2 separate regions of the Homo sapiens genome follow, and region 1 is linked to region 2. Evidence: chromatin loops called from intact Hi-C (ENCODE). Cell type or tissue: OCI-LY7. All regions are shown on one strand. Links, peaks and the distances in the headings refer to the core of each region. The heading gives the core; the rest is flanking DNA.

What was found. A loop is a pair of places that touch in the nucleus more often than their neighbours do. Peaks named below come from ENCODE experiments on the same cell type or tissue, not always from the same donor. Only the 100,000 strongest peaks of a DNase experiment are listed, where the experiment ranks them.
Region 1: it touches region 2 in a loop (4-fold over the local background); 2 of 110 quality-filtered maps call a loop at or near these places.

Annotation. Positions count from the first base shown.
Region 1 is chr12:95,425,610-95,430,993 of GRCh38, forward strand. All of the region lies in intron 5 of LOC107984545 (a long non-coding RNA gene), which reads right to left. Among named protein-coding and RNA genes, the nearest start is that of METAP2, 46 kb to the right of the region's middle. In OCI-LY7, for the core only: no CTCF peak of the experiment used is centred there; a DNase peak (open chromatin) is centred at 3,042; H3K4me3 peaks cover 542 bases; H3K27ac peaks cover 1,152 bases.
Region 2 is chr12:95,346,308-95,351,691 of GRCh38, forward strand. All of the region lies in intron 8 of LOC105369917 (a long non-coding RNA gene), which reads right to left. Among named protein-coding and RNA genes, the nearest start is that of MIR3685, 39 kb to the left of the region's middle. In OCI-LY7, for the core only: no CTCF peak of the experiment used is centred there; a DNase peak (open chromatin) is centred at 3,174; H3K4me3 peaks cover 1,720 bases; H3K27ac peaks cover 4,420 bases.

The DNA of each region.
Region 1 (5,384 bases), core at 149-5,148, 79 kb after region 2:
TCTTGGCTCACTGGAACCTCTGCTTCCCGGGTTCAAGCAATTCTCTTGCCTCAGCCTCCCGAGTAGCTGGGATTGTGGATGTCCGCCACCACACCTGGCTAATTTTTGTATTTTTAATTTTTAGTAGAGACAGAGTTTTGCCATGTTGACCAGGCTGGTCTCAAACTCCTGACCTCAAGTGATGCCCGCCTTGGCCTCCCAAAGTGCTGGCATTACAGGCGTGAGCCACTGTGCCCGGCCTCAATGTTGAATTTTTTGAGGGTCTGTCATATCATTTTCCACACCATCTGCACCATTTTAAATTCCCACCAGCAATGCTCAAGCGTTCCAACTTCCCCACATCCTCACCAATACTTCTTGTTTTGTTTTGTTTTAAAATAATAGCCATCCTAACGAGTGTGAAGTGGTATACGAGAAAACTCTGAAAGTTGATTTCCTTCTCTATTCAACCCAGTCTACTTTTCTACCACTTCACAGATAAACCTCTTTTAAGGTCACTGGAGTCTTTTATAACGCATCATCCAAAGGTCACTATTCAGCCCCCAACTCATAATACAATCCCCATATAGCATTTGACACAATCGAAATTCTTTCCTCACTTGGTTTCCGGGACACCACTTTCTCTTGGTTTTCTTCCCTCACTGGTTATTCCTTCTCCAGCTCTTCACTGGTTTCACCCATGGGTCGACTTCTCCCCGTCAGGCCTCTTTTGTTTTCTTCTCTACCTATACTCCCTGGATGATCTTCTCCAATTCAGTGGTTTTTTTTTTTTTTTTTTTGAGATGGAGTCTCACTCTGTCAACCAGGTTTGAGTGCAGTGGCGTGATCTTGGCTCACTGCAACCTTCACCTCCCAGGTTCAAGCGATTTTCCTGCCTCAGCCTCCCGAGTAGCTGGGATTACAGATGTGCACCACCACGCCTGGGTAATTTTTGTAGTTTTAGTAGAGACAGGGTTTCACCATGTTGGTCAGACTGATCTTGGAGTCCTGGCCTCAAGCCATCCACCCGCCTCGGCCTCCCAAAGTGCTGGGATTATGGGCATGAATCACTGCGCCCAGCCAATTCACTGGCTTTAAAAACCATCTGACAACTCACAAATGTGTATTTCCAGCTTTGACATCTCATCTGCACTCCAGACTTAAATATCTTACTTCCTATATAATGTATCTTATAGGTATCTCATATTTAAATAATCCAACATGTTCAAAACTGAACTCTTGGTTTTCCTCTCCAAATGAGTTTTCCTTTAGTTCTTATTTACTTCAATAAATGGAATCTCCATTCTTCCAATTGCTCAGGCCAAAAGCTCTGGAGTTTTCTTTGACTCCTCGCTTTCTCTCACACCCTGTATCCATCCCCTAGTCTAATCAGTAAACTATATCTGAAATGCAATCTCATTACCTTCTTTCACTGTTGGCTGACCTACCATCATCCCTCAAGGATCATTACTATAGATAACCTCATACCTGGTCTTTTTTCTGACCATTTCTCCACTCTTTAAAATGGAATCTCAACACAGGAGCCAGGTCTTTACTCAGATTAAGTCATGCCCCTCTTTGCTCAGACTCTAATCCCACTCAGTGTAAAAGCTTGTAATCCCAGCATTTTGGGAGGCTAAGGTGGGTGGATCACTTGAGGTCGGGAGTTCAAGACCAGCCCGGCCATCATGGTGAAACCTCATCTCCACTAAAAATACAAAAATGAGCCAGGCATGGTGGCATGTGCCTGTAATCCCAGCTACTCAGGAGGCTGAGGCAGGAGAATCGCTTGAACCTGGGAGGTGGAAGTTGCAGTGAGCCGAGATTGTGTCACTGCACTGCAGCCTGGGTGACAGAGTGAGACTCTGTCTCAAACAACAACAACAAAAAAAAAAAAAAAAAAAAAACTTGTATAACAGTGGCCTCCGAGGTCTTTCATAATCTGACCCTTTCCCCTTCCTCTGATTTTTATTATATATCCTACTATCCTCTCTCAATACATTATGCTTCAGTCACACTGGCCCCCTTGCTGTCCTCAAACATACCAAGGATATGTCCTTCCTACACATCCCATAGGCCCTCATATCCACCAAGTTTCATTCAAATATTACTGTAGAATAAGGCCATTTGAACACTGTATATAAAAAAGCATCAGTCCCATTTCCTTAATCCTGCTTTATTGCACTCCACATACCACTATTTGTTGTCCTATATTTACTTTTTTATTTGTTTCCCTCTACTCCACTGAAGTCTCCACGAAGCAGAGACTTTATCTTGTTCACTGCTGTTTCTCTAGTACATATTTGCTCAACAAGTAGTAGAATAATCTTACATTTTCAAGTGTTGGCAGAAAAAAAAAAGTATTACAAAGAATGAATCATTTAGGACCAGATAGCTGAATTGAGTGAGTTCAAGCCTTGCTCTGATACAATTCTCCTTCAAGACAAGAGCCATGAGTTGGATACAGAACATTTATATCCCAAGCATATATTTTACTGAACAGCATCAATGGTGTCTCCAAGCCTCTAGATAGTTGACACAATAAAATCTAGGAAGGTGCCGGGCACGGTAGCTCACACCTGTAATCCCAGCACTTTGGGAGGTCAAGGCGGGAAGATCGCTTGAGGTCAGGAGTTCGAGACCAGCCTGGCCAACGTGGCAAAACCCTGTCTCTACAAAAAACACAAAAATTAGCCAGGCATGGTGGCAGGCACCTGTAATCCCAGCTACTCAGTAGGCTGAGGCAAGAGAATTGCTTGAACCCAGGAGGCAGAGGTTGCAGTGAGCTGAGATAGCACCACTGCACTCCAGCCTGGGTGACAGAGTGACTCTGTCTCAATAAATAAATGAATAAATAAAATCTAGGAAGGTAATCATCTTAGTTCATTTTGTGTTGCTATAAAGGAATACCAGAGGCTGGGTAATTTATAGAGAATAAAGGTTTATTTGCTCATAATTCTGATGGCTGGAAAGTTTACAATTGGGCACTTTCATCTGGTGAGAACCTAAGGCTGCTTCCTCTCCTGGCAGAAGGCAAAGGGAAGCCTGTGTACGCAGAGATCACATGATGAGAGAGGAAGCGAGAGAGAGAGTGGGGAGGTGTCAGGCTGTTTTTAACAGCCAGCTCTCCTAGGAACTAATCGGGTGAGAACACACTCATCCCGGAGGGAGGGCATTAGTCTATTCATGAAGGATCTGCACCCATAACCCAAACACCTCCCATTAGGTCCCATCTCTGACACTGGAGATCAAATTTTAACATGAAGTTTGGAGGGGACAAACATCTAAACTATAGCGGTCATCAAGATAGCATGGTGGGGGCACTGCACTACATGGATTACAAAGAGAGGACAACAGAGTCCTTCTCTCTTTTATTTATTTATTTATTTATTTATTTTTGAGATAGAGTCTAGCTCTGTCACCCAGGCTGGAGTGCAGTGGCGCAATCTTAGCTCACTGCAATCTCCGCCTCCCAGGCTCAAGCGATTCTCCTGCCTCAGCCACCCGAGTAGCTGGGACTACAGGCATGTGCCAGCTCGCCCAGCTAATTTTTGTATTTTTAGTAGAAATGAGGTTTCACCGTATTGGCCAGGCTGGTCTCAAACTCCTGACTTCAAGTGATCTGCCTACCTCGGCCTCCCAAAGTGCTGAGATTACAGGCATGTGCCACCGCGCCCGGCCAGTCCTTCTCTATCTGGAGCTTAAAATTCATAATCTGACGACTGTCATCATTCATTCATTCAACAAATGTCTATTGCACAAGGAACCAAAACAGATTTCACTGCACTGCCCGAGGCATGAACAAGAGAACTTTAAATGAACTCTCCTCTGAAATGTTCTCCAAACCAGTTGTTCAAAGAATTCTAAGTAAGGCAGCTGCCCCCGTCGTCACTATTTCAGTGTTTTCTTTCACAAGCCAATGTGGTGAAACATATAGAAATTTGATGGAGTTTCACCTGAATAGAATTTTTATAAAATGGCGCACACCACTAAAGAGCTACTTGTCTTTTTCTTCTAAATGATGGCTCCATTAGCATATTTTGAAAAATAACACTGGTTTTCCAATAAGTGTTTAATGTGAAATAAAAGAGAAAATTTTTAAAGAACAAAAAGTATTTGAGTTAGCATAAGAAGTCTAAATGACAGCTGGGTGCAGTGGCATGTGCCTGTAGTCCCAGCTATTCAGGTGGCTGAGGTAGGAGGACTGCTTGAGCCCCAGAGTTTGAATTCAGCCTGGGGAACATAGCAAGACCCCATCTCTAAACTAAAAAAAGGAATTCTAAATGTAAATCTCAAATCTTTGACAATTGGGCATTGGTTATATATTCATGTTGACATTTAAAAGACAGAAAGGCCATTTAAGAAATATTTATTTATTTGTACTTATTTATTATTATTTTTTTTAGAGACAGGCTCTCGCTCTGCTGCCCAGGCTGGAGTGCAGTGGTGCAATCATAGCTCACTGTAACCTCAGACTCCGGGGCTCAAGTGATCCTTCCATCTCAGCCTCCAGACTAGTTGGACTACAGGTGCATGCCACCACACCTGGCTAAGTTTTAAAATTTTTTATAGAGATGAAAAATTTATAGAGATGAAAAATTCATAGAGATGAAAAATTCTTGCTCTTTTTTTTTTTTTTTTTGAGACTGGGGCCTAGGTCTGTTGTGCAGGCTGGTGTTCAGTGGCATGATCATGGCTCATTGCAACCTCTGCCTCCTGGGTTCAAGTGATTCTCGTGCCTCAGCCACACCAGTAGCTAGGATTACAAGCTAATTTTTGTATTTTTAGTAGAGACGAGGTTTCACCATGTTGGCCAGGCTGGTCTCGGACTCCTGGCCACATGCCACATGTGATCCACCCACCTCGGCCTCCCAAAGTGCTGGGATTACAGGCATGAGCCACTGCACCCAGCCTGTATATCTCTTTATAGGTTTGAAAGTTGCCCTCATGAATATCATTTCACCAAACCCTAATGCTAATGCCATGTGGCATTTATTGTGTTATCTCCATTTTATGGTATATTCTTTGTAACATTCTGAAAATATGCATGTATAACTATTATTACTCAGATACAATGATAAAGGCTGTGCTTTTTACAATAGTAATAGTAACAGATACTATTTATTAATTGCCTCTGTCTTGTTTTCTTTTTGTTGTTTGTTTGTTGAGACACGGTCTCACTGTCATCCAGGCTGGAGTGCAGTGGTGTGATCTCAGATCACTGCAGCCTCGACCTCCTGGGCTCAAGTGATCCTCCCAAATAGCTGGGACCACAGGCGGGCACCATCATGCCTGGCTAATTTTTTTTATTTTTAATTCTTATTTTTGGTAGAGACAAGGTCTCACTATGTTGCCCAGGCTGGTCTTGAACTCCTGGGCTCAAGCAATCCTTCCTCTTTGGCTTA
Region 2 (5,384 bases), core at 188-5,187:
AATTCTGGACAGGATTTTATTTACCAACATGTTAAAATATTTGTCAATACACTAAAAGAGTTAAACATAAGCCTTTTCAGCTATACAGGCACCGATGGCTCTGAAAGAAACATAAAATACGTGTTCAGAGGACCAATGAATCCAAATGATTGCAAATAATTGACCAGCAATTACTAGAATGTTAATTGCACTGTAACATACCTAAGAAGAATGCATACAAGGCTGGTCTGTAAGTTACTTACTTTTATTCCCTTACAGATGAGAAAACTGAGGCTCTGGAAATTCAGTAATTATACCAAAAACACACAAGCAGTAAATGACAGCTGTGATTTGAACACATGCATATATTTTTTCTATTGTAATACTGCTATCTTGCTGGATCCTGAAATATCTGTAAGGTGTTTATGAGTTGGTTTTATTGCCTCTACTAAATAAGCTATGTAGCCCAACAGCTAGAATGGAAATCAGAAAGCTAAATTTGGATTCATAATCTGTCACTTACTCTTTTTTTTTTTTTTTTTTTTAGACAGAATTTTTGCTCTGTTGCCCAGGCTGCTGGAGTGCACAATCTCGGCTCACTGCAACCTCCGCCACCTGGGTTCAAGAGATTCTCCCGCCTCAGCCTCCCAAGTAGCTGGGATTATAGGCACCCACCATCATGCCGAGTTAATTTTTGTGTTTTTGTAGAGATGAGGCTTCACCATGTTGGCTAGGCTGGCCTTGAACTCCTGACCACAAGTAATCCACCCGTCTAGGCCTCCCAAAGTGCTGGGATTACAGGTGTGAGCCACCGTACCTGGCCTGTCACTCACTCTTAATGTGATTGCAAATCTTCTCATTTCTTTGTGCTTCAGTATTAACATCTATTATGTAGGGGTAAGTTTGTGTTTCCACAAAACTTCCAGGGGGGTTATGAAGCATATAAAACCAACCTTTCATGAATTTTAATTAGCTTAAAGAATTTTATGAGACGCTGAAATTTGTTTAAAAATATAGTATTTTAATTAGGTTATTTTAAACTGGCATTCCTGGGTAGCTAGAAGAGTACATCTTATTTATTTTTATTTTTTAATACAGAGATGGGGTCTTGCTGTGTTGCCCGGGCTGGGCTCAAATTTCACCTCAAGCAGTCCTCCCACCTTGGCCTTCCAAAGTGCTGGGATTATAGGCATGAGCCACTGTGCCTGGCCAGGAGTACATTTTATTATCATTAAAATATTCACTGTTGATTTCAGTGTCCTTTTTTTTTTTTTTTTTTTTTTTAATGAGACAGAGTCTCTGTCTGTCACCCAAGCTGGAGTGCAGTGGCGCGATACTGGCTCACTGCAACCTCCACCTCCCGGGTTTAAACGATTCTCCTGCCTCAGCCTCCCGAGTTGCTGGGACTACAGGCACCCGCCACCATGTCTGGCTAACTTTTTGTATTTTTAGTAGAGACAGGGTTTCACCATGTTGGTCAGGCTGGTCTCAAACTCCTGATCTTGTGATCTGCCTGCCTCCCAAAGTTCTGGGATTATAGGCGTGAGCCACCGTGCCAGGCCTTTTTTTTTTTTTTTTTTTTTTTTGAGACAGAGTCTTGCTCTTGTCACCCAGGCTGGAATGCAGTGGAGCGATCTTGGCTCACTGCAACCCCCACCTCCTGGGTTCAAGCGATTCTCCTGCCTCAGCCTCCCTTGTAGCTGAGATTACAGGCGTGTGGCACCATGCCCGACTAATTTTAGTATTTTTAGAAGAGACGGGATTTCATTATGTTGGCCAGGCTGGCCTCGAACTGCTGACCTCAAGTGATCCGCCTGCCTCAGCCTTCCAAAGTGCTGGGTGTTTTCAGTTTCTTTACCCTTAACCTGAGTGCTGTGGACTCAATGTGTCCCCCCAAAATTTGTATGTTGACGCTCCAAACCTCAATGTATTTGGAGATAGAGGCTTTATGGAGGTAATTAAGGTTAAATGATGTTATAAGGGTGGGATCCTGATCTGATAAGATTAGTGTCCTTATAAGAAGAGGACACCAGAGAGCTGACTTTTGCTGCCTGCCACGTGAGGACACAGCAATAAGGTGGCCATCCATAAGCCGGGAAGAGAGCCTTCATCAGATACTGATGCTACGGACCTTGATCATGGACTTCCAGCTTCCAGAACTGTGAGAAAATTAATTTCTGTCATGTCAGTCCCTTGGGCTCTGGTAGTTTGTTAAAGCAACTGAAGCAAACAAATGCACTAAGCAACTTAGTGTGATGAATGATCAGCTATGTTTGTTGAAGCCATGCTTTTTGAAATGTCTTGATGCCTTTCCTCAGTAGAAACGCATTTCTACAAAATGATGGTGATTTACGGTATCTGCTTGGCTTAAGAAAACCCATGCATGCAAATATAATACATTATTTCAGCATTTGCCTTAATGCCCCACCAGACCTATTTTCAATATATTTTTTCCTTTTTCAGCATAATGTTTATTAGTGAATTTAGATGCAGGCTAACTTAGAGATGGATCTTCTTTCATGGAAAGACAAACACATAATATCAGCAGAATATTGTTTCTTTGAAATGTTCAGAATAGTACATTTTGAATTATAGTAAAAGTTTACATATGTGTGTTGGTGTGTGCATATAATGGAGTAGTTAATATATTCATAAAAATATGAAGATAATATAACACCCCCATGCACACCACCGAGCTTTATTGTATTAATATCAAATATTAATACAAATTAATGCTTTACTCCATTTGCTATATATGTTTATATTTTTTCCATTGTTACAATTTGAGACACAACTGAAAGTCCCTGAGGACTCCTGCCTGATTTCACTCAACGTTTTATCCTAATTTTGGTGTATGTCATTCTCATGTATGTCATATAAGTATGTAATAACCCATAATCTGTTAGGATGAGGGTTTTTATTTGCAAGCAACAGAAACAAACTGGTTAATTTAAGCAAACAAACAAAAAGGAATGTATTCAATAACTTGGAAGACCTTTGCAAGAGTGGAAGACTTGGGTTTGGAGGCTCCACTGCCAGGGAAAATGTCCCTAATCATGCTGTAGAATGTGTCCAATAGCAACACCACAACAACGGCTGCTGGACAGACCCTACGGCTTGCACTGTTGGTCCTCCTGACCCAAAACACAGCTGCAGGAACCACAGCCATTACAGCCACTAGAAGCCAAGCGGAACCACTGCTCTTCCTCCCAGAAAGTCCGGGCAGCCCCTGCAGCTGCATGAAAGTCTGGGGCAGGCGCATCTGATCTTTGGAGCCTGGGTCATGTGCCTGGGCCCTAGCTGCAGGAGAAACTGGGAAATCAAGAAGATGGGACTGGGTGTGGTGGCTCATGCCCGTAATGCCAGCACTTTGGGAGGCTGAGGTGGGCGGATCACTTGAGGTCGGGAATTCAAGACCAGCCTGGCCAACATGGTGAAACCCCATCTCTATTAAAAATGCAAAGAAATTAGCCAGGCATGGTGGTGCATGCCTGTTGTCCCAGCTACTCGGGAGGCTGAGGCAGAATTGCTTGAACCCGGGAGGTAGGGGTTGCAATGAACCAAGATTGCGCCACTGCACTCCAGCCTGGGTGACAGAGGGAGGCTGTCTCAGGGAAAAAAAAAAAAAAAAAAGTGGTATTTTTGGCTTTTATTGTGGGAGGGGACTCTGCCTCAGCAGGTAGGGGAGTCCCCAAACTTAGGAGGGAGGTATAGATGCTGCATGATAAGAGCCAATGGCAGTTGTCCACAACAAACAACTGATACATTCTCTTGTTGATGGACATTTACATAATTTCCAATTTTTTACTACAGAGAACTGCTGCAATGAAATTTTTGCACATTTCCTACGGTATAGAATTTCTCTGGATTATTCGTGCCTTCAATTTTACTAGACATTGCCATATTGTTCAGCAAAGGGTCTATTTGCCAATCATATATTTTGCTAACATTTGTCTCCATCTGTGGCTTGTCTTTTCCTTCTGCTTATGGTGTCCTTTTTATATGGAAGATTTTTATTTTAATATAGTTAAACTAATTAATCCTATCCCTTATGTTTGTGATTTTTTGGTGTGCATTTGGTTTAAGAATTTATTTTCAGCCAGGCGAGGTGGCTTATGCCTGTAATCCCAGCACTTTGGGAGGCCGAGGCGGGCGGGTCAGGAGTTTGAGGCCAGCCTGGCCGACAGGGTGAAACCCCGTTTCTACTAAAAATACAAAAATTAGCCGGGTGTGGTGGTGTGTACCTGTAATCTGTAATCCCAGCTACTTGGGAGGCTGAGGCAGGACAATTGCTTGAATCTGGGAGGTGGAGGTTGCAGTGAGCAGATCACGCCACTGAACTGCAGCCTGGTTGACAGAGCAAGACTGTCTCAAAAAAAAAACAAAACAATTTTCTACCTGAAGGTGATAAGAAAAAATTATCCTGATGTTTTCTTCTAAATGTTTTATTATTTGGCTTTTAATGATTAGCTCTTTACCTGGAGTTTATTATGGAAAATAGGAATCTAAGATAGATAATCAGTTGTCCCAGCACCATTGATTGAATAATCCATTCCTCCTGGTTTGTAATTCGATCTCTGTTGTAAATCAAGTTTCCCCATGTTCCTGGGTCAGTCAGGTCTTTCTATTTCTGTTCCATTGGTCTATTTAACTAGCCTGGTGCCAATACTACAATATCTTAGTTACTATCACGTCATAAAAACCTTAACATCTGATAAAATGAGTCCTCCACTTCCCCCTCACCCCAATGTATTAATGCTATTTCCAGAGTGAGCTATTAGCTATCTTATATCCTGAAGAGCACAATGACAAAAAAAAAAAAAAAAAAAGAGAAAAGAACTTTCAGAGTGTATGGTTTGGTATAAAATATGAGTGGGCCATAAGAAGTAGCAAGAGAATCAACAACACCTTCACCAGTGGCTAGGTGCCTGCAGAGAGCTGAGAGCCAGAGGCAGGGATTTATATCAAAGAAATCAGATGCATTTGAATTAAAGCTCTGATCTCCACCCTGTAAGAACAGGCTTCTAAGACTCCCAGCTTCAGTGACACTCTTCTTGTTTTCCAATGACCACTGACTCCTCCATCCCCACCTTTCCTTTCCTGGGGTTTACGGCAGGTAAACACAGCGTGGCAACATCAGGTTCCTGGAGTGGCATTCTGAGCATCCCTGAATAATTCTGATGTGTCAGCTGGTGTCTGTGGAATCACTAAAAGTCAAGTTTCAAGCTACAACCCTCTACCTCTGCTCAAAAAGGCATTTTAAGTCCTTGCTTTGAGCAAAGCTTCCAACCTCCTGCCTCAAACACATGGCAATGAGAGGTAAAAGAGAAAAAGAAGCAATCTAAAGGACAAAGCTGCACTCCAACCAAGATGAACACCCTGTGCATGGAAGCCAAATCAATAGA